Regions from separate parts of the Homo sapiens genome. Here region 1 is linked to region 2. The links are chromatin loops, found by intact Hi-C in ENCODE. Cell type or tissue: K562. All regions are shown on one strand. Each heading gives the region's core, and the rest is flanking DNA. Links, peaks and the distances in the headings are about the cores only. Region 1 holds the start of LINC01273 (long intergenic non-protein coding RNA 1273). Region 2 overlaps LOC105372651 (a long non-coding RNA gene).

Region 1 (15,854 bases), core at 3,809-11,808, 570 kb before region 2:
CAGAGAGTGTTCTGCAAAAGGGCTTAGAAATCAGCCAGCAGGTGGGAAAATATGGCGGAGAGGTGAACCATCAGAACATGAATGGGGGGGTGTCTCTAGTGGGCGTGGGGCAGGGGGATGGCAGGGGGATGGCCTTTCATGCTGCCCTGTGCCTTCCATGCTGTGGCTCTCCGGCCGTGTCTGGTGTCCCCTCTGGGCCTCAGTCCCTGGTATATAAAATGAGGTGATAATATTCTATCTGGGATTCTGGGCCTGCTGTTACCCCTCACTGCTGGCCTTCCCCGACACATTAGAGTTAATCAGATGTCCCTTTCACCCCACAAAGCAGGCAGATGGGGAAACTGAGGCCCGAAGAGGATTAGAACTTCCTACTTCCCCCTCCAAATCCCCCTTGTACCCTTGTGAATGGGTACAAGAGCCAGACTTAAAAGCCAGATTCCCTGATTCCAATGTTTGAGATTTTCCCCATCATGCCTCCTCTCTGAGGCCTCAGTTTCCCCATCTGCCAAGTGGGGCTGGCAGAGATAGATCCCCAAGGGCTGCCAGGCTCCGAGGTTCTGAGATCCAGGATTTTGGAGACGGGAGGTGCTCAGGACCGGTAGTGAAACTTGCCTGAGTATATACTGCCCCCAGGTGGCAGGTTCTGGGACTGCAGGAGCCATTCACATGCGTGAAGATCCGCTGGGCGCCCTTGCTCTGGGATCAGGAAAGGCCGGTGCCATGGATGTGATAGATGCACACAGGGCATCAGCAGGCCGCCGAGAGGAACCAGAGTGTCCAACGAACAGAAAACAGTGCTCAACCTTCACATTTATCGAATGTTCCTTGGCACATGCTGTAATTCTGGCCCTAAAGACACATTCATGGACAAGACAAGCAATTCCTGTTCTCGTGGAGCTGAAATTCTCCTGGGGGAAGACAAGCACTAAACAAGATCAATGATTAAAGTATAGATTGTATTAGATTCTGGTCAGCACTATGGAGGAAAATACAGCAGGGGAGCAGAGCAGGAGTTCTGGGAGATTTGATTTTTTGTTTTCTGGGGTTTTTTGTTTGTTTGTTTTTTGAGACAGGGTCTCACTGCTGGAGTGCAGTGGCACGATCTCTGCTCACTGCAGCCTCTGCTTCTTGGGCTCAGGTGATCCTCCCACCTCAACCTCCCAAGTAGCTGGGACCACAGGGGCATGCCACCACACCCAGCTGATTTTTTAATGTTTTGTAGAGATCAGGTCTCATTATATTGCCCAAGCTGGGGGAGTTGATTTTAACTTTATGTTAGAGTAGTCAGGGAAGACCTCACTGAGGTGACATTTAAGCAAAAACCTGAATGTGGTGAAGCAGGTATCTGGGGGACCTTGGACCACACAAAGGGAACAGCAAGTGCAAAGGCCCTGAGGTAGGAGCACGTAGTTGTGGTGATGACGGAGAGTAGCAGGAATTTGTGTCATAGAAATAGTGGGGGCTGGCCAGGCACAGCGGCTCATGCCTGCAATCCTAGCACTTTGGGAGGCCGAGGTGGGTGGATTACTTGAGGTCAGGAGTCTGAGACCAGCCTGGCCAACATGGTGAAACCCCATCTCTACTAAAAATTAAAAAAAAAAAAATGGCCAGGCATGGTGGCGTGCATCTGTAATCCCAGCTATTCAGGAGGCTGAGACATGAGAATCACTTGAACCCGGGAGGCGGAGGTTGCAGTGAGCCGAAATTGTGCCTCTGCACTCCAACCTGGGTGACAAAGCAAGACTCTGCCTCCAAAAAAAAAAAAATGGAACATGGAAACATGGAATGGGAGAAAATATTTGCAAATCATATATCTGATAAGGGGTTCATATCCAGAATACATAAAGAACTGTTACAACTCAACAGCAATAAAAACAACTCAATTAAAAATGGGCAAAGGACTTGAATAAACATTTCTCCAGAGAAAACTGTGAATGGCTAATAATCACATGATAAGATACTCAACATCACTAACCATTAAGGAAATACAAACCAAAACTGCAATGAGGCGCAACACTTTGGTGGATCACCTGAGGTCAAGAGTTGGAGACCAGCCTGGCCGACACGGTGAAACCCCGTCTCTACTAAAAATACAAAAATTAGCTGGGCGTGATGGTACGTGCGTATAGTCCCAGCTACTTGGGAGGCTGAGGCAGGAGAATCACTTGAACCTGGGAGGTGGAGGTTGCAGCAAGCCAAGATCACGCCACTGCACCCCAGCCTGGGCAACTGAGTGAGACTCCATCTAAAAAACAAACAAAACGCAATGAGAAGAGAGGATTTTGAATGTTCCCGACACAAAGAAATGATAAACGCTTGAGGTAATGGATATCCTAATTACCCAGATTTGATTATTACACGTTGTATACATGTATTGAAATATCATTTTGTAACCCATGAACATGTACAATTATGTGTCAACTAAAAATAAAAGGAATAAAACACAATGAGATACCACCTTACGCCCATTAGGCTGGCTGCTGCGTTGGGAAGGATGTGTAGAAACTGGAATGCTTGTGTAGCTACTGTGGGAAATGGTATGGCTGTTCCTCAAAAAATTAAAAATAGAATTACCAAATGACCCAGCAATTTTATTTCTGGGTGTGTATCCAAACGAATTGAAAGCAAGATCTTGAAGAGATATTTGTACACTCACGTTCATAGCAGCCTTCTTCACAATAGCCAAAAGGTGGAAGCAATTAGCTGGGTGTGGTGGCGGGTGCCTGTAATCCCTGCTACTTGGGAGGCTGAGACAGGAGAATCGCTTGAACCTGGGAGGTAGAGGTTGCAGTGAGCTGAGATCGCACCACTGCACTCCAGCCTAGGTGACAGAGCAAGACGCCGACTTAAAAAAAAAAAAAAAAAAAAAAAAAGAGGTGGAAGCCACCCGTGTCCATCGATGGACGAATGGACAAAATGTGATGTGTCTGTACAATAGAATGTTATTTAGCCTTAAAAAGTAAGGAGATTCTGACACAGGCTACAACACGGATGAACCTTAAGGATATTGTGCTAAGTGAAATAAGCCAGTCACAAAAGGACAAATACTGCATGATACCACTTACATGAAGTGCCTTGAGTAGTCAGATTCATAAAGACAGAAAATAGAACAGTGGTTGCCAGGAGCTGAGGTAGGAGGAAGTTCTTGTTTAATGGATATAGAGTTCCATCTTTGGGAAGATGGAAAGAGTTCTGGAGATGGATGGTGGTGACGATTACCCAACAGCGTGAATGTCCTTAATGGCACCAAACTGTGCACTTAAAATGGTTAATATGGTAAGTTTTATGTTCTGCGTATTTTACAATTTGAAAAAAAAGGCCAACGTGGGCCAGGCGCAGTGGTTCACACCTGTAATCCCAGCACTTTGGGAGGCCGAGGCAGGAGGATCCCTTGAGCCCAGGAGTTCAAGACCAGCCTGGGCAATACAGTAAGATCTCTTTTTTTTTTTTTTTTTTTTTTTTTTTTTGAGACGGAGTCTCGCTCTGTCGCCCAGGCTGGAGTGCAGTGGCGCGATCTCGGCTCACTGCAAGCTCCGCCTTCCTGGTTCACGCCATTCTGCCTCAGCCTCCCAAGTAGCTGGGACTACAGGCGCCCGCCACTGCGCCCAGCTAATTTTTTGTATTTTTAGTAGAGACGGAGTTTCACCGTGGTCTCGATCTCCTGACCTCCTGATCCACCCGCCTCGGCCTCCCAAAGTGCTGGGATTACAGGCATGAGCCACCACGCCCGGCCTCTCATTTCTAACAAACAAACAAAAGATGGATCTTCACCTGTGGACAGAGAAAGATGTCCACTGGCATTGTGACTTGAGAGGCAACAGGCAGGGCAGGGGCCTGGTAAAGTCACGTTTGTCTTGAAAACCTTTGCCATTAGCTAAAACGTTTTTAAAATGTGAATGACACGCAGTGTTGATGGTGTGGAAAAACAGGCACTCTTACAGCTTCAGTCTTTGTGCGAAGTGGCGTAACCTCCAGTTCTAATCTGGCCATGCCCATCAAAATGGGAAATGTCGCAGCCATAAAAAATGAGAGTTCATGTCCTTTGTAGTGACATGGATGAAGCTGGAAACCATCATTCTCAGCAAACTATCGCAAGGACAAAAAAAACCAAACACGGCATATTCTCACTCATAGGTGGAAATTGAACAATGAGAACACATGGACACAGGAAGGGGAACATCACACACCGGGGCCTGTTGTGGGGTGGGGGAAGGGGGTAGGGATAGCATTTGGAGATATACCTAATGTTAAATGACGAGTTACTGGGTGCAGCACACCAACATGGCACATGTATACATATGTAACTAACCTGCACATTGTGCACATGTACCCTAAAACTTAAAGTATAATTTAAAAAATAATAAAACAAAATATAAAAAAAGGAAAAAAACAAAATGGGAAATGTCACTGGACCCAGAAATGCAAGGCATTTATGCCACCAAGACACTCACATTTGCTTAAAGAAAAATGGAGAACAGCAAATGCTTTGCAATAGCAAAAGCTTGTGAGGTAACGTCAGTGGCTGTCATTACCAAAGAACACTAAGAAGAATGAGGTAGCTCCATGGGAGAGGACTTAGACCAGCACTGTCCAAGAGAACCTTCTAGAATGATGGACATGTTCTCTATCTGGGTTGTATCATACGGCAGCTATCAGCCATGTGTGTCTATTGAATTCCTGAAATGTGGCTAGTGTACTTGAGGAACTGAATTTTTAATTTTATTGAATTGTATTTAAATTTAAATTAAGGCTGGGTGCAGTGGCTCACACCTGTAATCCCAGCACTTTGGGAGGCCAAGGCGGGTGGATCATGAGGTCAGGAGTTCAAGACCAGCCTGGCCAAGATGGTGAAACCCCATCTCTACTAAAAAAAAAAACCCACAAAAATTAGCCAGGCACAGTGGCAGGTGCCTATAATCCCAGCTACTCAGGAGGCTGAGGCAAGAGAATCACTTGAACCCGGGCAGCAGAGGTTGCAGTGAGCCGAGATCATGCCACTGCACTCCAGCCTGGGCAACAGAGTGAGACTCCATCTTAAAAAAAAAAAAAAAAAAATTAGCCGGTCATGGTGGTGTGTGCCTGTAGTCCCAGCTACTTGGGAGGCTGAGGCAGGAGGAGTGCTCTACTTTTAAAAAATACATAAAAATTTAATCTTTTAAAATACATTTAAATCACCTCCTGGACTAGCGACTACTATATTGAACAGTACACATCTAGAACAATCTCCAAGATCTATCATTAATTGGAAAAAAAATAAAAGCCAAGAGCAGGCCGGATGTGTGGTGTGCGAACCCCACATAAATGAGGGGAGGAGTGGAAATGTACTCACGTATTCTTTTTGGTTTGTTTATCTGTTTAGAAACAGGGTCTCACTGTATCACCCAGGCTGGACTGCAGTGGCTGTTCACAGGGAGATCATAGCACACAAATTCCTGGGTCTGGCGATCCTCCCACCTCAGCCTCCTGAGTAGCTGGGACTGCAGACGTGCGCCACCGCACCCAGCTTCATGTATTTGAGGATGCAGAGGCTCATGCTGGAAGGGTCATAAGAAACCAGCAACAGTAGTAGCCCAGGGCCGGGGGTTCTGGCTGCCACCATGTAACACTGCACCTCAAAACTTAGTGAATAACGCTGCAATAACCGTGCAAGCGCAGATATTTCTTCAACATACTAGATTCATTTCCATAGGATATGTGCAAGCGCAGATATTTCTTCAACACACTAGATTCATTTCCATGGGATATATACCCAGTGGTGGGGTTACTGGATTATATAGTAATGCCTTTTTTTTTTTTTTTTTTCAAAACAGAGTCTCACTTTGTTGCCCAGGCTGGAGTGCAGTGGCATGATCTCAGATCTCAGCTCACTGCAAATTCCACTTCCCAGGTTCAAGCAGCTCTCATGCCTTAGCCTCCCAAATAGCTGGATTACAGGTGTGTGCCACCACGCCCTAAAAATACAAAATAAAAAATTTTTGTATTTTTAGTAGAGACAGGGTTTTGCCATGTAGGCCAGGCTAGTCTTGAACTCCTGACCTCAAGTGATCCACCCACCTCGGCCGCCCAAAGTGTTGGGATTACAGGTGTGAGCTACCACGCCCGGCCAGTAATTCTGTTTTTTAAGGGCTTAAAATAACCACCAGTATATTTGCTCACGATCCTGTAGGTGAGGAATTAGGACAGAGCATGAGGGGACGGCTTATCTCTGCTCCAAGCGTCCACAGTGGCTTCTGTGCTCCACGTGTGGCACCTCACGGCTGGCCCGAGTGGCGGATGGCTGGCTGGACCATGTGTCTGCTGCCTTAGTTCATTCCTCAGTGCTCCCTCTGGCAGTTTCTTTCTCCCCATGTGGCCTCTGCACATGCTGCAAGTTGTCCCTTCAAGTAGCCTCTCCTCCTGGCCTCTCTTGCCCTTTCCATGTGGTCTCCTCAGCACAGTCTTTTTTTTTTTTTTTTTTTTTTTTAAACCTTGCACTTTTTGCAACCAGCACAGACTTCTTACACAGCTGCTGGCCTCCCCCAGAACACAAAAGTGGAAGCTGCTGCTTAAGACTTAAGCCAGCCAGGCGCGGTGGCTCACGCCTGTAATCCCAGCACTTTGGGAGGCCGAGGCGGGTGGATCATTTCAGGTCAGGAGTTCAAGACCGGCCTGGCCAACATGGTGAAACCCTATCTCTACTAAAAATACAAAAATTAGCCAGGCGCAGTGGCACGACCCTGTAATCCCAGCTACTCAGGAGGCTGAGGCAGGAGAATCACTTGAGCCCAGGAAGGGGAGCAGAGGCTGCAGTGAGCCAAGATTGAGCCACTGCACTCCAGCCTGGGCAACAGAACAAGACCCTGTCTCAAAAAAAAAAAAAACTCAATTCACCATGGGGCCTAGCGTGGTGGCTCACGCCTATAATCCCAGCACTTTGAGAGGCCAAAGCAGGAGGATCACTTGAGGCCAGGAGTTCAAGACAAGCCGGTCAACATAGCGAGACCCCCCCGTCTATACAAAAAAATCCAAAATTAGCCAGGTATGGTGGTGCGCATCTGCAGTCCCAGACATTCAGGAGATTGAGGCAGGAGGATCTCTTGGGCCCGAGAGGTCAAGGCTGCAGTGAGCCATGACTGTGTCACTGCACTCCAGCCTGGGTGATGGAGCAAGACCTTGTCTCTAAAAAGAAAAAAAAAAAATGTTTGCCATGGACACGTATGACCTTATGATTGGTTGGGTCCAGAATGTTGCCCGGTCCTGCTTCCACACCTTGGTTGTGCTGTTCCCCTGCCTGTAACAGTCTTCCTTTCCATCCCCAGCTGTCGAAATGCCCAGGGAAACGTTCCCTGAATGCCCAAGTCCGTTACTCTCCCCTCCTCCAGGCTCCAGCTGGACTTCAGGCCTCTGGGCCTCACTCCATCCACCCTACTGGAGTTAGTGTTGTGTAGTCTCCCTCTCCTGGGAACCCCTCTAGGGTCTGCGCAATCTTGGTCATCTCTGTCCACACACACATACAGTGGAATCATGCAGGTGCTGAGTAGGTGCTCAGTGACTTGAGGGCCCAAACCAGGAAAATACACATTTGCCCAACCCACCTTCCCCAACCCACCCCACCCCACCCCCACGCCCCGCCACAGGCATCATGGGTTGCGCTGCCTAGAATGGCCACAAGGTGGCGCGGGAGCCCCGCCTCCGATCTCTGCAACCTCTGAACTGGGAAACAGCTTCAGACTGGGGTTCCTGAGGGCCAGAGACCCCCGGGAGAGGGGGCCTCAAGCCCAGCTTTAAAGAGAAAGCTTACAGGCCAGGCGCGGTGGCTCACGCCTGTAATCCCAGCATTTTGGGAGGCCCAGGCGGGCAGATCACCTGAGGTCAGGAGTTCGAGACCAGCCTGACCAACATGGTGAAACCCCCGTCTCTACTAAAAATACAAAATACAAAAATATTAAAAATACAAAAATTAGCCCGGTGTGGTGGTGCATGCCTATAATCCCAGCTACTTGGGAGGCTGAGGCAGGAGAATCGCTTGAACCCGGGAGGCAGAGGTTGCGGTGAGCCGAGATCGCACCATTGCACTCCAGCCTGGGCAAAAAGAGTGAAACTCGGTCTCAAAAAAAAAAAAAAAAAGAAAGCTTACTGCCTACTCCCCTCCTCAAATTCAAAATTTACTTCCTCTTCAAGTAAATGGACTTTAATTATAGGCGTGCCAGCACTGATAGCTGCAACAATCTCTGAAATCTTGTTTGAGTGAAAGATGCCAGATGCCAAGAACTTCCTGTGTGATCCCATCTGTTTAGAGCTCTAGAACAGGCAGAACTCACCCATGAGGAAAATATCAGCACGGTGGTTGCCAGTTGGGGGAGAGCACAACTGAGGAGGGGACAAGGGTGCTCGCTGGGGTGATGGTGTGTGTTTCGTGTGAGTTTCCTAAGGCCGCCATGATAAGATACCACAAACCCAAAACAACAGAAATTTATTCTCCCCTGAAACCAGGGTCCTGCTCCCTCTGGAGGCTCTGGGGAAGAATCCCTCCTTGCCTCTTCCATGGTGCTTGCCCGCCATCCACCATGTTCCTTGGCTCTAGCTGCCTCACCCCAATCTCTGCCTTAATCTTCCAACGGCCTTCTTCCAGTGCCTTCTTCCCTCTGTGTGTTCACCTCCAAATCTCCCTCTCCTTTCTCTTATATAAACACCAGTCATTGGATTTAGAGCCCCCACAATCCAGAATGATCTCATCTTAAGTTGGGTTCATCTGCAAGCCCCTATTTCCAAATAAGGTCACATTCACAGGTCCCAGGGGTTAGGACTTGAACATATCTTCTTGGGGGACACAATTCAACCCACTGCATGTTTAACATCTTGGAGGGAGTTTGGGCAGTGCAGGTGGATGCATTTGTCAAAAGTAATCAAAAGTGGCTGGGCGCAGTGGCTCACCCCTGTAATCCCAGCACTTTGGGAGGCTGGGGCGGGTGAATCACTTGAGGTCAGGAGCTCAAGACCAGCCTGGCCAACATGGTGAAACCCCATCTCTACTAAAAATACAAAAATTAGCCTGGTGCAGTGGCAGGCGCCTGTAATCCCAACTGCTCAGGAGGCTGAGGCAGAAGAATCACTTGAACCCTGGAGGCAGAGGTTGCAGTGAGCAGAGATCGCAACACTAGACTCAGCCTTGGTGACAGAGCAAAACTCCATCTCAAAAAAATAATAATAATAATCAAAAGTACACCTAAAGGTGCAGTTCACCAAATGTAAGCTTTACAGACAGAGAAACAAATATTTGACTCTAGTTAATGACGTGCACACTGACATCTTGACATGCACACTGACATCTTGAGGGGTATCTGCAGCTTACCCAATTAAATGTTAAAAATAAAACAAGCCAGCCATGGTGACTGCCACCTGTAATCCCAGCACTTTGGGAGGCCAAGGCGGGTGGATCACTTGAGGTCAGGAGTTCAAGACCAGCCTGGCCAACATGGTGAAACTGCGTCTCTACTAAAAATTAGCTGAATGTGGTGGCGCACGCCTGTAATCCCAGTTACTTGTGAGGCTGAGGTAGGAGAATTGCTTGAACCTGGGAGAGGGATGTTGCAGTGAACCGAGATCGTGCCACTGCACTCCAGCCTGGGTGACAGAGTGAAACTCCATCTCAAAAAAATAACTGAAATAAATAAATAAATATAAAAATAAAACAGATTAATGAATAAACAGAGGTAGAGCCCCACCAATGCCACTTTTGAGAATCTATCCTGAGGAGCTCATCATGAAAATAACTCAAGCCTGCTCCTCACCACACATTCATTTAGGCTTTTCTTTAGATAAGATCTCTGTAGCCCAGGCTCAAGTACGTCGGCACCATCACAGCTCACTGCAGCCTCAACACCCCCAGACTCAGGTGCCCTTCCCTCCTCTGCCTCCCAAGTAGCTGGGACCACAGGCACGCACCACCATGCCAGGCTAATTTTTTTTTTTTTTTTTTTGGAGACAGGGTCTGCCACTCTGTCACCCAGGCTAGAGTGCAGTGGCACAATCACGGCTCACTGCAATCTCAGCCTCCCCAGGCTCAAGCAATCCTCACATTTCAGCCTCCCAAGTAGCTGGGACTACAGGCACACACCACCACACCTGGCTAATTTTTTTGCATTTTGTAGAGACAGGATTTTGCCATGTTTCCCAGGCTGGTCTCAAACTCATGGGCTCAAGCGATCTGCCTACCTCGGCTTCCCAAAATGCTGAGAAGCCACTGTGCTCGGCCTAGTCATTTAAACATTTTAATGATGAAAACTATGGAAACCAACTCAGTGCTCAGCTTTGCCACCCCCACTGGAGCACCTGGGGACTCAGCCTGAGGCTGTGGGAGGCATCAGGTGCGGGAAGCCTCTGAAATGAAGGGAAAGGTTGAACGTGGTTGCGTTTGCTTTATTACAGAAAGAATTATTCCAGCTTTCATCCAGTTCTCAGGGCCAGGCCGGTAACCCCCACAGAGGTGAAGGCCCCTGGTCAGCTGGGTGCTGGGTGCCCACCGGGTGCTGACATGCATACTCAGACCCCTCAAGAGGAAAGGGTGGCCTCCTTCACCAGGAAGCCGGCGCTGGTCCCGGCCCTGTCGCCGGGAACGTAAGCAACTGGGCCTCTTTTTCCTGGGCATTTATGCTGTGCCAGGCACTGCCCGAGGGGGTTGTATTTCTTCATATATTTATTCCCTTCTCTTCTGGTACCTGCCATCCACCTCTTCTCACCCCCACTCAAAGGCAGCCATTCTGTCACTTTGTGTCTTTTTGCTGGAATGTGTCCCTGCAAAACACATGTGGCTACTTTGTGGCATGAACACTTGTGTGAAGGGTTTTGTAGCTGTGGCTCATCCACGGTCCTTTCTATGAGCAGTCCCCAGTCTCAGCCGCCCAGTCCCTGGGGTAGACACCCAAGTGACCCCCAACCTGCCCCACCACAGATAAGGTGAGCTGCCACCTCCTTGCACCCTCTAGGGCTGGTGTGAGGATGTCTCTGGGACTTTGGCTTGAGAGTAGGTTGTAGGGGATGGGGGGACTAATTTGACTAAGTACCAGGTGCTCTACAGAAAGGCTGTCCCGTCTCCACTCACACCAGCTGTGCCCAAGGGTTTTATATCCCATATCTTCCACCACCGCTTGGTACTATTCACCATTTTTTTTTTTTTTTTTTTTTGAGACAGAGTCTTGCTCTGTCGCCCAGGCTGGAGTGCAGTGGTGCAATCTCAGCTCACTGCAACCTCCACCTCCTAGATTCAAGCAATTCTCGTGCCTCAGCCTCCCGAGTAGCTGGGACTACAAGTGCCCACCACCATGCCTGGCTAATTTTTGTATTTTTAGTAGACACGGAGTTTCTCCATGTTGGCCAGGCTGGTCTCGAACTCCTGACCTCAGGTGATCTACCTGCCTTGGCCTCCCAAAGTGCTGGGATTTCAGGCGTGCACCAACACACCTGGCACTATTCACCTTTTAAATTTTTTTTTAATTTTGAAATACTTTCAGACTTAGAGAAAAGTTACAAATACTTCAAATATTTCCCAAATGTTTTCATTTTACTACATTTGATGTATCATATTCTCCTTCTTTCTCTCTCTCTCTCTCCACAGACACACACACACACACACACACACGCACATGTGTCGTTTTTTGTTTGTTTGCTTTTTGAGACAGGGTCTCTCTGTCACCTTTTTAATTAGCCAGGCGTGGTGTTGCACATTTGTAGGCCCAGCTACTCAGGAGGCTGAGGTGGGAGGATCGCTTGAATCCAGGAGTTCGAGGCTATAGTGAGCAGGTATCATGCCACTGCACTCCCTCCTGGGCAACAGAGCGAGACACCATCTCCAAAGAAAAAAAAAAAGAAAAAAAAACAAAACAAAAAGATGTCTGCGGTTGGGCATGGTGGCTCATGCCTGTAATCCCAGCACTTTGAGAGGCCAAGGCGGGTGGATCACGAGGCCAGGAGTTCAAGACCAGCCTGGCCAACATGGTGAAACCCTGTCCCTACTAAAAATACAAAAATTAGCCGGGCGTGGTGGTGGGCGCCTGTAATCCCAGCTACTCGGGAGGCGGAGACAGGGGAATCGCTTGAACCCGGGAGGCAGAGGTTGCTGTGAGCCGAAATTGTGCCACTGTACTCCAGCTTGGACAACAGAGCGAGACCCTGTGTCAATAAATAAATAAATAAATAAATAAATAATGTGACCTGTTAATGTGAGTTACATATTTAATTTAAAATTGTCTAGACTGACCAGCCTGTGCAACATAGTGAGACTCCATCTCTATGAAAAAATTTAAAAATTAACTGGACATAGTGGTGCCTGCCTGTAGTCTCAGATACTTGGGAGGTGAGGCAGGAGGACTGCCTGAGCCCAGGACTTCAAGGCTCCAGTGAGCTATGACTGCACTCCAGCCTCGGTGACAGAGCAAGACCTTGTCTCTAAAAATAAATATTTTCTTTTTTGAGACAGAGTTTTGCTCTTGTTGCCTGGGCTGGAGTGCAATGACACTATCAGCTCATCGCAACCTCCATCTCCCGGGTTCAAGCGATTCTCCTGTCTCAGCCTCCCGAGTAGCTGGGATTACAGGCATGCACCACCACACCTGGCTAATTTTGTATTTTTAGTAGAGGCGGGGTTTCTCCATGTTGGTCAGGCTGGTCTCAAACTCTCAACCTCATGTGATCCATCCACCTTGGCCTCCCAAAGTGCTGGGATTACAGGCGTGAGCCACCGCACCCGGCTTCTTTTTTTTTTTTTTTTTTAATTTTTTGAGACAGAGTCTCACTCTGTTGCCCAGGCTGGAATGCAGTGGTGCTATCTCTGCTCACTGCAACCTTCACCTCCCAGGTTCAAGCGATTCTCCTGACTCAGTCTCCTGAGTAGCTGGGATTACAGGCGCCTGCCACCACGCCTGGCTAATTTTTTTTGTATTTTTAATAGAGACAGTGTTACACCATTTTGGCCAGGCTGGTCTCGAACTCATGACCCCAGGTATTCCACCTGCCTCAGCTTCCCAAAGTGCTGGGATTACAAACATGAGCCACTGCACCCCGCCAAGGGTTGTAGTTCTTAAAGTCTTTCTTTATCAGGCATATAAGAATGAGACCCCTCTCTTCATGGTCTGCCTCTATTTGTGAAGGTTTTCTTAACATTAGTGACACCAGGCCAGGCGCGGTGGCTCACGTTTGTAATCCCAGCACTTTGGGAGGCTGAGGAGGGCGGATTACGAGGTCAGGAGATCGAGACCACGATGAAACCCCGTCTCTACTAAAAATGCAAAAAATTAGCTGGGCGTGGTGGCGGGTGCCTGCAGTCCCAGCTACTCCAAGAGGCTGAGGCAGGAGAATGGTGTGAAGCTGGGAGGCGGAGCTTGCAGTGAGCCGAGATCGCACCACTGCACTCCCTCCTGGGCAACAGAGCGAGACTCCATCTCAAAAAAAAAAAAAAAAAAAAAAAAAAAAACATTAGTGACACCATTTTGATTCTGACAACTGTCACACATTTTTTTATTGTGGTAAAATATTTAACAGAATATTTATATTTTTCACCATTATTAAGTGTACAATTCAGTGGCATTAAATGCATTCACACTAGGCACAGTGGCTCACACCTGTAATCCCAGCACTTTGGGAGGCCAAGGCGGGAGAATTACTTGAGCCCAAGTGTTCAAGACCAGCCTGGGCAACATAGCGATACCCCCATCTCTACAAAAAAATACAAGAAAAATCAGCCAGGCGTGGTGGCACGCACCTGTAGTCCCAGCTACTCGGGAGGCTGAGGTGGGAAAATCACTTGAGCACGGGAGGTCGAAGCTGCAGTGAGCTAGGATTGCACCACTGCAGTCCAGCCTGGGCAACAGAATAAGACCTTGTCACAAAAAACAAAGAAAAGAAAAAAAATTCACAATGCTGTATACTCGTCATAACTCTCTGTATCCAAAACTTTTCCATCATCCCCAACACAAACTCTGTCCTCATTCAACAATTCCCCCCTCTCTCCAGGTAATCTCTATTCTATTTTCCATCTCTCAGAATCTGCCCATCCCAGGTACCTCATACAACATTGTCCTTCTGTGTCTGGCTTCTTTCACTGAGCACAATGTTTTCCAGGTCCATAGGTGTTGTGGTCTGTGTTGGAATGTTCTTCCTGGGACAAAACAAGGCCTGTCTGACTCCAGGGCTGCCCCCGATCCCCCACGCCCACCTGCCTGTCCCCTCTGCAGGCCTCAGTGCTTCTGTCTGTAGGAAGGGAAGGGCTGGGCGGCCTGCTGGGCTGGTCACCTGCCACCTTGCCGTCAGCGCCTTCCCTCGCGTTAATCACTGTTCAGCCAGAAAACCGAAACCCCTGAACACCGCAACAGAGACTCTCCCACAGGGAACGGGTTACAGAGACGACGGTGGAGGCAGAGGCCGAACGGGATGGGGAGGACGCTCCGAGAAAGAAATCGCAGCCGCAGAGAGCCACTGCCACCTCTAAGCTGGAGGGGCTGGTAAGGTTGCTGTAGCCCAGGGCCTGCGTCACTCCGCAAAGCGGGAGGCACAGGGGCCTGTCCCGGGGCGCTCCCCGACCGGGGCCTCCCGTTGGCCAATAGGAACTCACCGGACGCGAGCCTGGGAAAGGCGCCGCAGGGTCAGCTCTGGGATACACAGAGCAGAGCTGCAGAGGGCGGAGCTTGGATCGGAAGGCAAAGAGCCCCCGCCCCCGCCCGACAGACCCTCCCTCCCTGGTCAACTCCTACCAGGCAGCCCCCACTGTGGCTCCAAGCCCTGGCTTCTCGGACCCAGCTTCCTTCTGTCCCGCTGGCCTAGGGTGGAGCGCCTCCAGCTGTGGCCAATGCTTCACCTGGCCTTTCTGCATCTCGGCTCGTCCGTCCTCTGTGTAAGCAATGCCTGTATTCCATCCCTTCTGTCTGAAATGCCTAGGGTGGTCTCCCTCTTCCAGACTGGCCCCCAATGAGACACCAGTGGTGCTGTCGTTTACAGAGTGGCCACAGTGCTACCACGGGAGGTTAGTGGATGGCTGAGTCATGAACCAGAAAGGAGGGCAGAAGTGAGGTGAGATGGGTCCCCAAGGCAGGGCCACTCCGTGGTAAGTGCAGGATCTCAAGGCAGACCCTGAGCTTTACAGAGACGTTGAGTGGCCACAATCAGGCCCCCAGCTCAGCCAGTGGACGGGCTCCATGTGGCACTGGGCCAAAGAAACCAGCCTCCACTGAGGGCCTCCTGTGTGCCCAGCTGTATTCCCACGTCAACCCCATCTCAGCTGGCAGGGCTCACCGTAATAGAGGACTGCAGACTGTGTGGTTTAATCAACAGAGATTGTTGTCAAGGTGTGAGCGGGGCTGGCTTCTCCCGCAGCCTCGCTCCGGGGCTTGTAGATGGCCGCCTTCTTGCTCTGGGCTCACATGGCCCTCCCTCTGTTTGTGTCTGTGTCCACATTTCCTCTTCCTATGAAGACAACGATTATATTGGATTAGGGTCCACCCTAATGACCTCATTTTTACTTAATTACCTTTTTTTTTTTTTCAAGAGGGAGCTTCACTCTGTGACCCAGGCTGGAGTGCAGTGGCGGGATCTCGGCTCACTGCAACTCCCGCCTCCCGGCTTCCAGCAATTCTCCTGCCTCAGCCTGCCGGGTAGCTAGGATTACAGATGTTCACCACCATGCCCAGCTAATTTTTGTATTTTTCCTAGAGATAGGGTTTCACCATGTTGGCCAGGCTGGTCTCGAATTCCTGACCTCAAGTAATCTGCCCACCTCCACCTCCCAAAGTGCTGGGATTACAGGCGTGAGCCGCTGTGCCTGGCCACTTAATTACCCCTTTAAAGGCCTTATTTCCAAATACAGTAACATTCTGAGGTACTGGGGG
Region 2 (15,854 bases), core at 3,844-11,843:
CATTCCAGCTATTCATTACCCATCCACCCATCCATTCATCCATCGGTTCATCTCAACCATCCATTTATCACATCCATCCATTCATCCCATCCATCTATCATCCATCCATCCCATCCATCCCATCCATTCATTCATCCATCTCATCCATCCATCCATCCATCCAATATTTATTGAGCATTTTCTATGTGCCAGGCACTGTGCTGTGTGTACCTGGTTTCCATCTAATGCACTGAATAAGAAAGATATTAAATCCCTGCCTTCATGGGACCAACATTCTGGGGAAGAGAGGTGGATAGACAATAAACAAGTCAACAAGTAAGTGAGCTCCCGACATTGCTGAGTTATGAAGGGAATAAACAGGATGATAGGGTTGAGAGTGACCAGGGTGAAGGGTGAGGTCCTTCAATTAGATGATCAGGGAAGTGATCTCTGGAAAGGTGATGGTTGAGCTGGGCTTTAAAAGAAGAGAAAGAGGCAGTTATAGGAAGAGCAGAAGGAAGAGAGTTACAGACAGAAGAAACAGCAAGTGCAAAGGCCCCTAGGCAGGAAAGAACTTGGCTTGCTGGAGAACATGAAAGGAAGCCAATGTGGCTGAATAGGAAGGGAGGAGGGAAGGCTGGAGAAGAAGATGGGGCCTTGTAGGCCAATGTGAGGACTTGGGAGTCTTTGGAAAGGCAGCCAGAGGCCACTGGAAGGTTTCCAGCAGGCAAGTGACATGTTTTGATTTATGTTTCTGAAAGTTCCCCCGGCAGCATGGGAAGCAAATGTAGCAGCAAAAAAAAAAAAAAAAAAAAAAAAACCCCAAAAAGAAACAGCAAGGAGGTCAAGGGTGAGGACGGTAGCAGCCTGGACCAGGGTGGTGGCCATGGGGTTACAGAGAAATGGAAAACTCAGGACAAATTTTGGAGGTGGTGGGAGGGAAACAGAGGACTTGAGAATGATACGTCACTTTGATGCTTGAGCTACAGGGTGGTGTCACTGAGGAACAAAGACTGGAGAGTGCGGAGATAAGGAAGGAGGAATGAAATAAGTCTTTGTGGGGAACCAGGCTGTGTTTTTAGGATATTTCAAGTAGGTAACTCGACATTCAAGTCCAGAGCCCTGGAGAGAGATCAAGGATGCTGTTGGGAGTCTGAGATGTATCAGAACACATGTTTGTTTAAAGCCACTGAGTTGGAGCTGCCAGGGAGGAGGAGGAGAGGCAGGGCCCATGGAGCATCTAGTGTCAGGAATAGAGGCTGTTTCAAGAAGGATGTTTCGAGAAGGAGAGGGAGGTCAATAGTGTCAAACGTTGCTGAGAAGTGGCTCTGAGCACGGGATCCCACACTGGGACTTGGCAGCAAGGATCACAACACCAAGAGCCATTTGGTGACACAGGGGATGAAGGCCTGCTCAAGGGCACCGAGGAGAGGGTGGCGGTGAGGAGAGGGTGGCCGTGTAGAGAGGGTGGTGGTGTGGAGAGGGTGGGGTGTGGAGAGGGTGATGGTGTGGAGAGGGTGGGGTGTGGAGAGGGTGATGGTGTGGAGAGGGTGGGGTGTGGAGAGGGTGGGGTGTGGAGAGGGTGATGGTGTGGAGAGGGTGGGGTGTGGAGAGGGTGATGGTGTGGAGAGGGTGGGGTGTGGAGAGGGTGATGGTGTGGAGAGGGCGGGGTGTGGAGAGGGTGATGGTGTGGAGAGGGTGATGGTGTGGAGAGGGTGGGGTGTGGAGAGGGTGATGGTGTGGAGAGGGTGATGGTGTGGAGAGGGTGGGGTGTGGAGAGGGTGGGGTGAGGAGAGGGGGTGAGGTGAGGAGGGTGCAGGGTGAGGAGGGTGGCGGGGTGTGAAAGTGGGTGGGGGAGTATGCACAGCTTCCACCAGAAGTTCAGCCTTAGGTGGGACGGAGGACCAGGGTGCTTGTTGGAAGATGATGAGGGTCAAGAGAGTACACTGTGCGTTTTTTTGTTCTTGTTTTTGTTTTGTTTTGTTTGAGATGGAGTCTCACTCTCTTGCCCAGGCTGGAGCGCAATGACGAAATCTGGGCTCACTGCAACCTCTGCCTCCCAGGTTCAAGTGATTCTCCTGCCTCAGCCTCCCAAGTAGCTGGGACTATAGGCAGGCACCACCACACCCAGGTAATTTTTGTATTTTTAGTAGAGACAGGGTTTCGCTGTGTTGGCCAGGCTGGTCTTGAACTCCTGACCTCAGGTGATCTGCCCACCTCGGCCTCCCTAAGTGCTGGGGTTACAGGCATGAGCCACTGCGCCCGGCCACGTTGTATGTTTTTTTTTTTAACACAGGAGATCCCGGGAGGAAAAGAAACTGAGGCTGCACAAGACAGGCAACTGGGTTCCAGTAGTACCAATTGTGTGCTCACTCTCTGTGTGACCTTGGGCACGTTAGAGGGACATTCTGGGCCTCAGGTTTTACATCCCTAGAATGGGCTCCTCGGGTCCCAGGTGACTTACATGTTGAGGTGAGCTCGTCCTGGGTGGGAGAGGTCCCCAGGACAGGGCAAGCTCCAGCACAGAGCCAGCTTCTGTTTGCGATTGTCCCAGGCTGTCCCCAAGGAGGCCATCAGGCCCCACCAGTCTCACGTTACTGCACTGACAATCCTGCCTTGCTCTGAGGTTCACAATCAGACCTGGCTGGTCCCTTGAGGCTCAGTCCTGAATGCTGCACTTTGCTGGGGGGGTTGGGGGGGGATTAGAGCTTTAGAGTCTGAGGGGCTTCCAGGTCCAGGCAGAGGCTCTGGAATGACAAGGACTTGGATTTCACCCTGGCTCTGCCACTTCCTGGCTTGGGGACCTTGAGCAAGGACTTTACCTCTTTAGGTCTTAGTTTCCTCATCTGCAAAACAGGAATCACCATGCATCATGATCATCACCCGCTATTGAGAAGATTAAGTAAGAGAATAGCTGTAGAATGCCTAGCACATATTAAGTGCTCAATAAATGCTAGCTGGCTTGCCCTATCTATCTGTCTTGCTTATAGAAACCGAGTTCTGCTTAGGAGGCTCTCTCTTCTTGTGTCCTGTTACCTGGGTGGAGCCTGGGCCCCTGGGGCTCTGATGGGCAGCCTTGTCCTCCGCCACACCCACAAGAGTCTAGTCCTGTGGGGCCCACAGCCTTCCCCACTGTCTGCACTTACCTGTCCCGCCTTTCTGCCCTCCGGTCTAAACTCGGTATCAGCAATTGGCCAGGATTCTACCCAGCACAAAGGGAGGGGCACTGCGGCCTGGGGCTTGCACGAGACAGCAGGTGCACCGCAGGCCAGGGAGGGCAGGGGACTTGCCAGAGGCCACACAGCACAGGGAGGAGGGCAGATTTGGGGGTAGTTTGTCACTCTGGCTTCTGCAGGACATCCAGCTCATGTGGCAGTGGCTGTGCTTGGCAGCTGCTGGGCAGGGCACCAAGGACGGACCCTGGGGCGGCTCCTGGCTGCCGGAGGTTAGCTCTGGGCCAGGCCTGGTGACTCAGCAGACCTACTGATCAGGGCCTGGTCGTGTTCCCCACAGTCCCACGGTGTAGGTCCTTCATGCCTGCCAACACCCAGTGTCACCTAGAGGTCGTAGGGCAGAGCTTAGCAGATGGGGAGCAGTGCTGGCTCCAGCTGGCATTGTTCTATCCCCTCCAGCCCTGCAGATCCCACAGCCCAATGGGCTGAGGCTGAATCCTGGCACTGTCTCTACGTAGCTGTGTGACCTTAGGTAAATCATTCAATCTCTGAGCATCAGTTTCCTCATCCGTGAAATGGGGATAATAATGCCTATGCTCTTTGATAGGAGGATTTAAAATGCAACTGTCTGGGCATGGTGTCTCATGCCTGTAATCCAAGCACTTTGGGAGGCCAAGGCGGGAGGATCGCTTGAGTCCAGGAGTTTGAGACCAGCCCTGGCAACATGGCGAGACCCTGTCTCCACAAAAAATAAAAAAAATAGCCAGGCATGGTGGTGCGTGCCTGTAGTCCCAGCTACTCTGGAGGCTGAGGTAGGAGGATCGCTTGAGCCTGTGAGGTCGAGGCTGCAGTGAGCTGAGATTGCACCACTGCTCTCCAGCCTGGGTGACAGAGCAACACCTCGTCTGAAAAACAATGACGACAACAACAACAATAACAACAACAACAACAAACCAATCAAACAAACCCCCCCCCCCCCACACACACACACACACACACAACCACCAAACCCTCTGGAGGCTCCCACTGCACTTGGAAGAAAGCGCTATTCCCTACTCGCAAGGCCTTGAGAGGTCCAGCCGGCTCACCTCCGCGGGGCCTCCCCTCCCCGTTCTCCCTTTGTTTTCTCTACTCCAGCCTCTCTGGCCTCCTCACTGCTCCTCTGTCTCCCTGAGCTTGTTCCCACTCCGGACATTTACCTTTGCTGGTCCCTCTGTATCTAAGTCCCTGGAGGTACCCAGTGCTATGTGGGTGAAGGGCAAAATAAGGCCAGCTTTTAGTAGCCAGTTTCTCATTCACCCATTAATGCATTTCTTCATTTAAAATCATTTCCCTGAGCACCTACTATGTTGCAGGCCCCGAGGTAGGTGCTGGGGATGAAGCTGTGGAGTATCCTAGTTATATCAACTCTCAGGGTAAGAGGGGCTGACCCTTGACTACCAAACCTTCAGTGGCTCCCTATTGTCCCAGGCCAAAGTTCATACTTCCGATCTCAGAATGCTTGCTTTTCCTATGTGGGTCCAGGTGGCTGTGTTAGTAGCTCTCAGAGTCCCTGAGGCCATTGCCACTGCTGCCGAATTTTTTGTTTGTTTGTTTGTTTGTTTGTTTGTTTGTTTTGAGATGGAATCTCGCTCAGTCACCCAGGCTGGAGTACAGTGGCGCAATCTCGGCTCACTGCAAGCTCTGCCTCCCAGGTTCACACCATTCTCCTGCCTCAGCCTCCCGAGTAGCTGGGACTACAGGCGCCCGCCACCACGCCTGGCTAATTTTTATTGTATTTTTAGTAGACACGGGGTTTCACCGTGTTAGCCAGGATGGTCTCGATCTTCTGATCTCGTGATCTGCCCGTCTCGGCCTCCCAAAGTGCTGGGATTACAGGCGTGAGCCACCGTGCCCGGCCGCTGCTGAATTGTTTTACATTCTCAGGGTTTCTGCTCCTGCCGCCCCCGACCCTGGCACCTGGCTGCGCTCACACAAACATACAGGGGTTGCCTCCTATTCCTCCTGGCTCTTCCTGGCCTTGCTCACATCCACCTTCCCCCCAGAGCCTGGGTGAGTGTTGATGCTTTCTCAGTCCAACATCATTTATTTATTTTGAGACAGGGTCTGGCTCTGTCACCCAGGCTGGAGTGCAGTGGTGCAATCTCGGCTCACTGTAGCCTCAACCTCACAGGCTCAAGCGATCCTCCTACCTCAGCCTCCTTAGTAGCTGGGACTATAGGCACACACCACCATGCCTGGCCTGCGTCATCGTTTAAGGCCCTCAGCCTATCTGTCATTCTTTGTAGAAATATTCTCTCATCAGGACCTCACATCAACCCCATAGCCTAGTTAGGTTGATCTTATCCCTGTTTCACAGATGAGGAAACCAAGGCACAGAGAGGTCAAGTAACTTGCCCAAGGACACACAGCTAGTACAGGGGACTTGAGCCCAGCAAGCTGATCCCAGGTCTGCGTTCTTCACATTCCTGCTCTGCTATCTTCACTATTCAGCTGGGCTTTTCCAGAAATGCTTCCTGCTATCAGGCTGGGAACATGCCCTCATGCGTCCCCACTGCCCGCGGAGGGAGGCCCAGCTCCTGTTCGTTTATAGCCACTCTTTACCTGCTGGCTCTGCAGACCTCCTTCAGTCGGGAGGCCTGCGCTTTCCTTGGCCTGCTCTTCTGAGGCTGCCCTCCAAAGCCCTGGAACATTCTATAATCCCAGTGCTGGGCGCTTCACAGTCATTGCCCTGTGTAGGGCTCTCATTATCCCCATCTTACAGATGGAGGAACAGAGGCTTGGAAAAAGGAGATCATATCTGCCCCACACTGGAAAGCAGGAGACCTGTGGAACCCAGGTCTGTCTGACCAAACACCCCAGCCATGCTCACCTGACGGTCCTCATGCTTAGTGTCGTGATAGCCGACCATGAAAGTTGACTACTATGACCGACCACCACTACTGACCGCCACAGATGGCCACTCCAGCCAGCCACTATAGCTGACTGCTGGAACTGACCACCTGCTCTTAAACACCTGCTGAATCAGGCCTGGTTCCCACTACTCTACCCAGGCAGTCTCACACCATTGCTGGAAGGTTGCTTCTATTTTTCACCCCATTGTATTTATTTATTTATTTATTTAGACTGAGTGTTGCTCTGTTGCCCAGGCTGGAGTGCAGTTGCGTGATCTTCGCTCACTGCAGCCTCAACCTTGCTAGCTCAAGTGATTGTCCCACCTCAGCCTCCCGAGTAGCTGGGACTACAGGCGTGTGCCACCATGCCCAGCTAATTTTTGTATTTTTTGTAGAGACGAGGTTTCACCATGTTGCTCAGCTGGTCTCAAACTCCTGGACTCAAGCGATCTACCCACTTTGGCCTCCCAAAATGCTGGGATTACAGGTGTGAGCCACTGCACCCAGCTTTCACCCTGTGTTAGAGATGAGGGAACTTAGGGTCTGAGAGGGAGCATGACATGACCAAGGTCACTCTGCTAGCAGGGGGCAGGGCTAGACTTAGAACCAGGGCTGGGGGACTGCAAAAGCCTCACACAGCTGCCCTGCATGTCCCAGTGACCAGGCCACCTGCATTTTTGCCCCACCCCAGGGAAACTTGAGTCTCCTGAGAAGGTCTGGCTTTTCTATTGTCCCCACCCAAAGCTCCTTGGGAGTTGACAAGAGGGACCAGCCTTGGGCTTCCGGCTTGGGTGCCCTGGACTTTTCCCATGCAGCTGTCAATGGGCCTTTGTGTGTCCAGGCTGCCTGGCCCTTGTCCACACCACATGGCTTCCTGATGACTTGGGGCGCTCGGCCAGCAGCTGTGTGTGGCCTGGGGACCCATCACCCACTGGGCAGGACGCTCTAAATGCCTTAAGGCAGGGACTTGAGCAGCCCCTAGGCCTTCGCCCTGACTTTTCCCTCTGCCAGGAAAGACCTTTCTTCAAATTCTGCCATGATCGGCAGCTTCTATCCTTCAAGGCACAACTCAAATGCCACCACTTCAAAGAGGTGACCATCTGGCTCACTGGAAGTTGCACTCTAAGAGGGCAGGGGTTTGTCTGCTGGGTAGGGGAGACAGACAATAAAGAAGGCTAGGCAGAGTGGCATAATCCCAGCACTTTGGGAGGCAGAGGCAGGAGGATCACTTGAACCCAGAAGTTTGAGACTAGCCTGGGCAACATAGTGAGACCCTGTCTCTACTAAAAAAAAAAAAAAAAAAAAAAATAGCCGGGTGTGGTGGTGCACACCTGTGGTCCCAGCTACTTGGAGGCTGAGGTGGAAGGATCACTTGAACCCAGGAGGTTGAGGCTGCAGTGAGCCTAGATTGTGCCACTGCACTCCAGCTTGGGTGACAGAGCAAGACCTTGTCTCAAAGCAAAACCAAAAACAACAACAACAAAAACCCAAAAATGTAATAAGTTAACATTTCAACAAGATCCTTTCGGGTCATTGAATGGAGCGTGTCTAGGACAGGGTCTTTCTGAGGTGGTGACATCTGAACAGAAACCTGGATGAAAAGGAGAAACCCCCGTGAGCCCCTGCGGAGCCCAGACGCAGGCACACAGTAGGCGCTCAGTAAATGAATGTGGCTGCGCAGGCCATGGCTCTGACTGCCGTGGGGGCGACTTTCCCCTCCAGGGGGCGCCTGGCAATGTCTGGGGACAGTTTTGGCTGTCACACGGCGCGCGGGGGGAAGGAGGAATGCAACAGACTCCGAGTAGTCGGAGGCCAAGGGTGCGGCTAAGCGTCCTGCCCCGCACAGGTAGCCCGCGGGATGACCCGGTCCCCGCGCGTCCTGGGTGCGGCTCGGGCGCTCCCTGGCGGCTGCACGGGGCATTGCAGCAGTCCCCGAAGAGCCTGGCGATGGGAAAGGTCCGTCCCTGCAGCGCCCGCGTGGTGACACCAGCAGCAGCGTGATAACCGCACCGCGAGCGTGTACCTGTCAACACGAGGGTAAACCCAAACTCCACGTCCACACTGCCAGGCAACTCAGGGTGAATGCATCCGCAACCCACTCCTCATCTCCCGCAGAAACCTGCTCTGCCCACAGCCTTCTTAGCCTTAAGGGCAGCCAGCTCCACCCTCCCCAGAGGCTCAGGGAGTCATTCATCCCCGACTCCTCTCTGTCTGCCACCGACATGTCCCATCCACCAGCTAATCCTGTCTGTTCCACCTTCAGGATACATCCAGACTCTGTCTCCCCACTCCACTGCCCCGCCAAGCCCAGCCGCCATCCTGTGTGCGGTCACCTCCTCCCCGAGCTCGCAGCCTCCACCCTGGGTCCTAACACTCTGGCCTCCTGGTGGAGTGATTCTGCAAGGGCCTAAGTCAGGCCAGGCTCCTCCCCTGCTCAGAACCCTCCATGACTCCCAGCTCACTCACAATGAGAGCCAAGGTCCCTCAATGGCCCTCAAGGCCTAATTTAAAATTGAAACACACTCCAGCCCCACCCTCTCAGTCTTCTGTGCTGCCTTTTTTTTTTTTTTTTTTTTTTTTTTAAGACAGGGTCTCGCTCTGTCACCCAGGCTGGAGTGCAGTGGTGCGATCTCGGCTCACTGCAACCTCCACCTCCCAGGTTCAAGCGATTCTCGTGCCTCAACCTCCCGAGTACCTGAGAGGCACGCCACCACGCCCAGCTAATTTTTGTATTTTTAGTAAAGGCAGGGTTTCACCATGCTGGCCAGGCTGGTCTCAAACTCCTGACCTCAAGTGATTCACCAGCCTCGGCCTCCCAAAGTGCTGGGATTACAGGCGTGAGCCACCGCGCCCAGCCTTTTTGAGAAAGGGTCTCGCTGTGTCACCTGGACTGGAGTTCAGTGACACAATCACGGCTCACTGCAGCCTCGATCTCGACTAGGCTCAGGCAATCCTCCCACCTCAGTCTCCCAAGTAGGTGGGACTACAGGCATGAGCCACCATGCCCAGCTAATTTTTTGTGTTTTTAGTAGAGACAGGGTCTGTACTATGCTATGTTGCCCAGGCTGGTTCCAAACTCCTGGGATCAGGTGATCCTCCCGCCTCAGCCTCCCAAAGTGCTGGGATTACAGGTGTGAGCCACCGTGCACAGCTTTTACTCTATTTTTATATACAGCAAGAATCACCAAGTGCCATATATTTTACTTATTTGTCTTGCTTATTGCCCATCCTCTCTTTGTGAACAGCTGCTGGGGGCAGGGATGGGCTGTGTCTTTCTGGTCACTGGCATCTCTCCAGCACTCAGCACTGTGTCTGGCACTCAGTAGGTGCTCAACGAATATTTGTTGAATGAATGGATGGGTGGGTGGATGGACGGATGGGGATGGATGGATAGATGGATGGATGGTTGGATAGATGGATGGGTAGGTGGATGGATGGGTGGATGGATGGATCTGCCAATAGCAGCATAGCGGTTTAAGAGCACAAATCCCAGCCTCACATTAGAACTTTGGGGGTTCTGGTTCCACCTCCACCACCTACAAGCTGTGCAAGCTTGGATGGGCTAGATGACCTCTCTGGCCCTCAGCTTCCCAACAGGAATAAAAAGAACACCCACCTTGTGTTCTGACAGCATTAAACCCCTTAATCCATGTAAATCCACAGCTGAGCCTGGGCTCAGGCACACAGTAGGTGCTTAGTAAACATATGCAGATGGACAGATGCCAGGGCAGTGGTTCTGACTGCTCTGGGGTAAGCAGTAGGTGCTGCATAGGGACAAGTGTCTTACTTTAGTCACTGTTCCCAGCCTACCTCCTCCCCTCTCCACTCGCTAAACCCCTGAAGGGTAGGGATCATGTCTCAGTCATCTTTCTTTGCACATAGTAGGTGCTCATTAAGTGCTGGCATTGAGAGGAGGACACTGATGTTGGAGGAGTGCCTCCTGTTTGCCCTGCAAACTGAGAGGCAGATTCTCCTACCCCACCTTACAGGTGAAGAAACCGAGGCTCAGGGACCCCTGAGAGCAGAGGGAAGGGACGTCATTCTGCAGAGTGACCAGCAGGGGGCGAGCGGGACTGCTCTGTGGCTCCGAGGACCCAGCGGCAGGTGCACTGCTCTGAGAGTGAACGCTGCCTTACATTTTGCACGGTAGGCACCTCGCTTTTCTCACCTTAGTACCAGCCCTGGTCGGAAGGGCCCTGTCACACCAGGACACGCCTTTCTTCTGCCTTGCATCGAGCGCTTATGCTCTCCCAGGCGCTGTGCTAAGGGCTTCCCACATATATTAGCTCATGTGGTCTTCATGACAGCAGATGTGCGGCAGGTCCTGTTACTGCCCCCTTTCTGCAGAGGTGATAGCTGAGTCCAGGAGAGGTCACTAGCCAGAGGTAATGCCGTTCCACCATTGCATGTTGCATGTACGAAGGCAGATCTCATGCCTTCGGATCACATGCCATGATTGTGTAAAAACATGTGTGTGGACTCGTTTGCAGAGGGGTGCATGTACCTGCATGAAAGAAGGGAAGCAGACATTTGTGACCAAGAAGGTGGACAGTGGCAGAGCACAAGAGTTTGTCTAAGTTATTACATCCATGACCTTTCCATGTCAGAGAAGCGGGGAGCTGGGGGAGCCCAGAAAGGCAGAGCTTGGCTCAGCCTCAGGGGATGCTCCTGGGGCAGAGGGGGAAGCCCACCTGATTTTTCAGGGAGGAATCATGGTTACCAGATGGAAGCAAGAGGACATTTCGGGCTGGAGGAACAAAGTGTACAAAGGCCCAGGGGCTGTTCAGGGAACCCCAATGGCTGAGTCTGGCTAAATTGGAGTGAAAGGGAGGAGGGAGGCAGGATGAGGCAGACATATGGCGGAGCTTGATTCACTGAGACTTAGAGGTGAACGCAGACCATGGGGTCAGATGCAGGGCACGTAGGACACTGTGAAGTCCCAGAAAACAGTCTTCTACCTCCTGCGGGAATTTCAAAGGGCTATCAATGTTCCCCTCTTCCAGATGGGCAAGCTGAGGCTCGGAGAGGTGGGACAACTTGCCCAGGTGTCCTGTACATGGCAGGTTGGGATTTGAACCTACTCTGGGAACTTCTGCACTTTGCTGCTTTTTGAGAAAACACCATGAACTCAGAACAATTCCATGAATTCTGACCAAATGAATGAATGTATGGGTGGGTGGGTGGATGGATGGATGGGTGGGTGGATGGATGGATGGATGGATGGATGGACGGACAGATGGATGGGTGGATAGATGGATCTGCCAATAGCAGCACAGTGGTTTAAGAGCACAAATCCCAGTCTCACATTAGAACTTTGTGGGTTCTAGTTCCACCTCCACCACCTACAAGCTGTGCAACCTTGGATGGGCTAGATGACCTCTCTGGGCCTCAGCTTCCCAACAGGAATAAAAATAGCACCCACCTTGTGTTCTGACAGAATTAAATGCAACCCATGTGCCTGGTACTGGGCTGAGTGTCTTCTCAGCATTGTTTTATTGAATTCTCAGAGATCATCATAGGAAGGAGGTGTTATTATTTTCCTTTCTTTTACAGGTAAAGCACCATGACTCAGAGAAGGCAAGTGACTTGCCTAAAATCACAGGGCCCACAGAGTCACAGCCAGAATGCAAGCCTGGGCCCTCAGATCTGGAGTATGCCCTCTTCACCATGGCTCCAGGCACCAAAACTCCAGGTAGCTTTGGATTTTGTGCTATCTGTGTTTTATTTTCCTTAATATATATTTTAAACGGACTTTCTGCCCACATTTTTCTTTAAACCTGTTTCTGCAGAGGAAACTTTATATCATTAGCAAACATGGAAAACCTATATCATTTATCATGAAAACAGTTATGAAAATAAGGCTGGGTGCCAGGCACGATGGCTCACACCTGTAATCCCAGCACTTTGGGAGGCTGAGGTGGGCAGATAACAAGGTCAGTAGTTCGAGACCAGCCTGGCCAACATAGTGAAACCCCAACTCTACTAAAAATATAAAAATTAGCCAGCTATGGTGGCGCATGCCTGTAGTCCCAGCTACTTGGGAGGCTGAGGCAGAAGAATCGCTTGAACCCAGAAGGCGGAGGTTGTGGTGAGCCGAGATCATGCCACTGCACTCCAGCCTGGGCAACAGAGTGAGCTTCCGTCTAAAAAAAAAAAAAAGGAAATAAGAAAATAAGGCTGGACATGGCGGCTCACGCCTGTAATCTCAGCGCTTTGGGAGGTCAAGGCAGGCAGATCACCTGAGGTCAGAAGTTCAAGACTGCCTGGCCAATATGGTGAAACCTTGTCCCTACTAAAAATACAAAAATTAGCCAGGCATGGTGGTGCACACCTGTAATCTCAGCTACTAAGGAGGCTGAGGCAGGAGAATCACTTGAACCCAGGAGGCGGAGGTTGCAGGTTGAGCTGAGATGGTGCCACTGCACTCAAGCCAGGGTGACAGAGTGAGACTCTGTCTCAAAAAAAAAATTATGAAAATAAGTACAAGAAGTGCTAAAAAATATCATGATATTCTTGCCAGATGCTCTTGCTTGCACAGTCAGGAGTCAGGGGCCTGTGAGAACTTTGTTAGAAAGAAGAGAGTTCGGCGGCTCAAGCCTGTAATCCCAGCACTTTGGGAGGCCGAGGTGGGCGGATCACGAGGTCAGGAGATCAAGACCATCCTGGCCAACATGGTGAAACCCCGTCTCTACTAAAAATACAAAAATTAGCTGGGTGTGGTGGCGGGCACCTGTAATCCCAGCTACTCAGGAGGCTGAGGCAGGAGAATCGCTTGAACCAGGGAGTCAGAGGTTACAGTGAGCTGAGATGGCACCATTGCACTCCAGCCTGGCCACAGAGCGAGACTCCGTCTCAAAAAAAAAAAAAAAAAAAGGAAAGAAAGAAGAGAATTAGCGAGGTGATGGGGAGATGTTAGCGGCAGGGATTTTTTTTTTTTCTTGAAATGCTCAGAGCAGCTGCAAGAGAATCCCCATAGGAAGAACTTCTGCTCTGTGATTTCATGCCCTGTGGGACCTAGAATAACCCACAGACCTCGAGTGTGGCAGCAGCTGGGCAGGCCACTCAACCCCAGGTCGGATCCTTCTCAGCTCGCCTGGGGCTGTCCCAGGCCCTGCAACAAAGTCCTTGTCCGAATGTACTGGGTGGGTGGGGGTATCCTGGCAGCAGAGCCCTGACTATGCCCTCTCACCCTCTGCTCCTCGCTGACAGAGTTCCCTCAAGGCAGGGTATACAGCTGGCACTCAGCCAGGCCTCCAGAGCCTGGGCTGCAAAGATTCAGTGTTTGGTGGCTGGTTTTATATATTTATTTGAGACGGAGTTTTGCTCTGTTGCCCAGGCTGGAGTGCAGTGGCACGATCTTGGCTCGCCACAACCTCCGCCTGCCGGGTTCAAGCGATTCTCCTGCCTCAGTGCCCGGCCCCTATTTTTTTTTTTTAATAGAAAAATGTTCCTTGCACCACCAACTCTTTCCTGGGCAGGGTTGGGAAACCATTTCCAGATGGGAAATAATTTTAGGGAAGAGAAACAGCTAAAATTACAGGCCATTCTGCTGCCAGCTCTCGCTGGGATGAGCCAGCCATGGCCCTAGAACTTTCCCAAAGTGGGGTGGGTGGGTCTGGGTGGGGAGAGAAGCCAGGATGGACTGTTGAGATGGGATGTCCCTCGGGCTGTCCATGTTCAGGCCTCGTGAGCATCTCCGAACAGCCTTGGCGGCTGCTTCTGGGGGCTGCTCGCTGATATCAAACACTCACCCATCCCCCTTCAATTCTCACCACGACCCGTGAGGGCAGAAGCTTGGAAACATCCCTGGTGTAGCCTCAGGATCCAGCTGCCGTTTTACAGAAAATCCCAAGGACAGAACGTGTTGAACCATGACACGGTGCTGTCATCAGCCTAACCCAGACCCAGGGATCTCTGCAGGTTAAATGGCCCAGGTACTGCGCAGGTAAATTGTAAGGAAAAGAAAGGGATGGAGGAGGAATAGAAACTAAAAGAGACATCAAGTTTTTAAAAAGTGGGCAAGATTAAGTATAGTGTCTGGGGCTGCTCACATGGTTGGTAAAACAAGAAAGAAACACAAGTGATATCCATAACACTTAGGGTAGCAGTGACTTTTGGGAGGGGCAGGGCTTTGAGAGGACAGGGTTCTGCAGGGGTTTCCAGGGGTGGCAGGCAAAGTTACATTTCTTGACCTAGAGGTGGTCACGAGGGTGTTCAGTTGCCTTATAATAAATCATTAAGTCACATGCTTATGCTGTGTGGTTTTTGTATCTGTATCTGTTCTATTTTTCAAAAAAAAAAAAATCCCAAGTTTAAAAAACAACAATAACAACAAAATATCCCCCATGCAGATGAAGAACGGGGGGCTTGGAGGATTGAAGTGATTCTTCCATGCGGAGTGAGTGGGGAGCTGGAATCTGAACCAGCTTATAAGCCACAGCCTGTTTATTCATTCAACAAATATTTGCCAAGCCCCAGGGCTGTGCCAGGGACTGGGCTAGCAGCGAGTGAGAGAGACATCCTGTCCTCATGGAGCCCAGAGGCTCAGTAGTCAGCCAGGTTAGAGAACCGTGACACCCTCCTGCCAGGGTGCCTGCCAGGTATCTTGGAGGAACTGCATCTTGGGGATAGATGGCTGAGCTCACAGGATTTAAGTGAAATCTCCAGGGGCTAAAAGCAGATATGAGTTGGAAATTGCAGCCTGACCCGATGCCTGAGGTAGGGTTTGCCTACCATGGGTGGGATCAAAGGGACTTTTAAAAAGACTTCTAATTTTGATGGCCAGGTGCAGTGGCTCACGTCTGTAATACCAGCACTTTGGGAGGCCGAGGCGGGTGGACCACTTGAGGTCAGGAGTTCAAGACCAGCCTGGCCAACATGGTGAAACCCCATCTCTACCAAAAATACAAAAATTAGCTGGGCATGGTGGCGGGTGCCTATAATCCCAGCTACTCGGGAGGCTGAGGCAGGAGAATCGCTTGAACCCGGGAGGCGGAGGTTGCAGTAAGCCGAGATCACGCCACTGCACTCCAGCCTGGGCGACAGAGTGAGACTCTGTCCCCACCCCCCAAAAAAGAAAAGAGAATCCAACTTGTACATCTGAACTTGAGCTCAGACATGTAAATTATCCCCTTGTTAGCCACAGGTTCGACCTCACTTTCTTCTTTTTTTTTTTTAGACAGGGTCTCGCTCTGTTACCCAGGCTGTAGTGCAGTGGTGCAATCACAGCTCACTGCAGCTTTGATCCCCCAGGCTCGAGTGATCTTCCCACCTCAGCTTCCCAAGTGGCTGGGACCACAGGTGGGTGCCACCACACCTGGCTAAGTTTTAAATATTTTTTGTAGAGTTGAGGTTTCGCTGTGTTGCCCAGGCTGGTCTCGAACTCTGGGGCTGAAGTGATCCTTCCACCTTGGCCTCCCAAAAGGTTGGAATTATAGAAGTGAGCCATTGCATCCAGCCGTCACTTGCTTTAAATTAAAATTTTTAATCAAACAAGGAAAAGTGAACCCAGGTTGGCAGGCTGAGCCCATCCCTAGCTCCAGGGATGAGCACTTGGCCAAGGCCTGACCGATTAGAGTTCAGCATCTGGTGGCCACAGCAATTGGTAACAGACGGGAAGTGAACCAAGCCAGGCATATGGGCATCTTCCCAGGAACTCTTCTAGGTGTGCAGGGAAAGAGACTATATTTGTTCGCTAGAACTGCCATAGCAAAAGACCACAGACCGGGTGGCTTAAGCAACACAGTTATTATCTCACAGTGCTGGAGGCTGGAAGTCCAAGCTCGAGATGCCGGCTGTCAGGGTTGAT

The links. Peaks named below come from ENCODE experiments on the same cell type or tissue, not always from the same donor. Only the 100,000 strongest peaks of a DNase experiment are listed, where the experiment ranks them.
Region 1: a loop joins it to region 2, with 10 times the contacts of the local background. A loop is called at or near these places in 2 of 110 quality-filtered maps.

The regions. Positions count from the first base shown.
Region 1 is chr20:50,171,200-50,187,053 of GRCh38, reverse strand. It overlaps LINC01273 (long intergenic non-protein coding RNA 1273), which reads right to left and starts at 14,484. Exons shown (of 3, transcript NR_109943.1): 1 at 14,266-14,484; 2 at 14,037-14,131; 3 at 10,383-10,773. CEBPB-AS1 (CEBPB antisense RNA 1) reads left to right here. Exons shown (of 7, transcript NR_125739.1): 6 at 1-41; 7 at 634-2,451. RefSeq lists enhancers at 370-459, 7,385-7,884, 14,285-14,786. In K562, for the core only: CTCF peaks have their summits at 7,665 (motif pointing right) and 8,475 (motif pointing left); a DNase peak (open chromatin) is centred at 7,643.
Region 2 is chr20:49,603,360-49,619,213 of GRCh38, reverse strand. It overlaps LOC105372651 (a long non-coding RNA gene), which reads right to left. Exons shown (of 4, transcript XR_001754713.2): 4 at 15,576-15,854. Among named protein-coding and RNA genes, the nearest start is that of PTGIS, 43 kb to the right of the region's middle. RefSeq lists a silencer at 7,913-8,032 and an enhancer at 7,758-8,258. In K562, for the core only: CTCF peaks have their summits at 7,925 (motif pointing left), 8,442 and 10,098 (motif pointing right); DNase peaks (open chromatin) are centred at 7,943, 8,423, 10,123 and 10,373; H3K4me3 peaks cover 913 bases; H3K27me3 peaks cover 1,303 bases.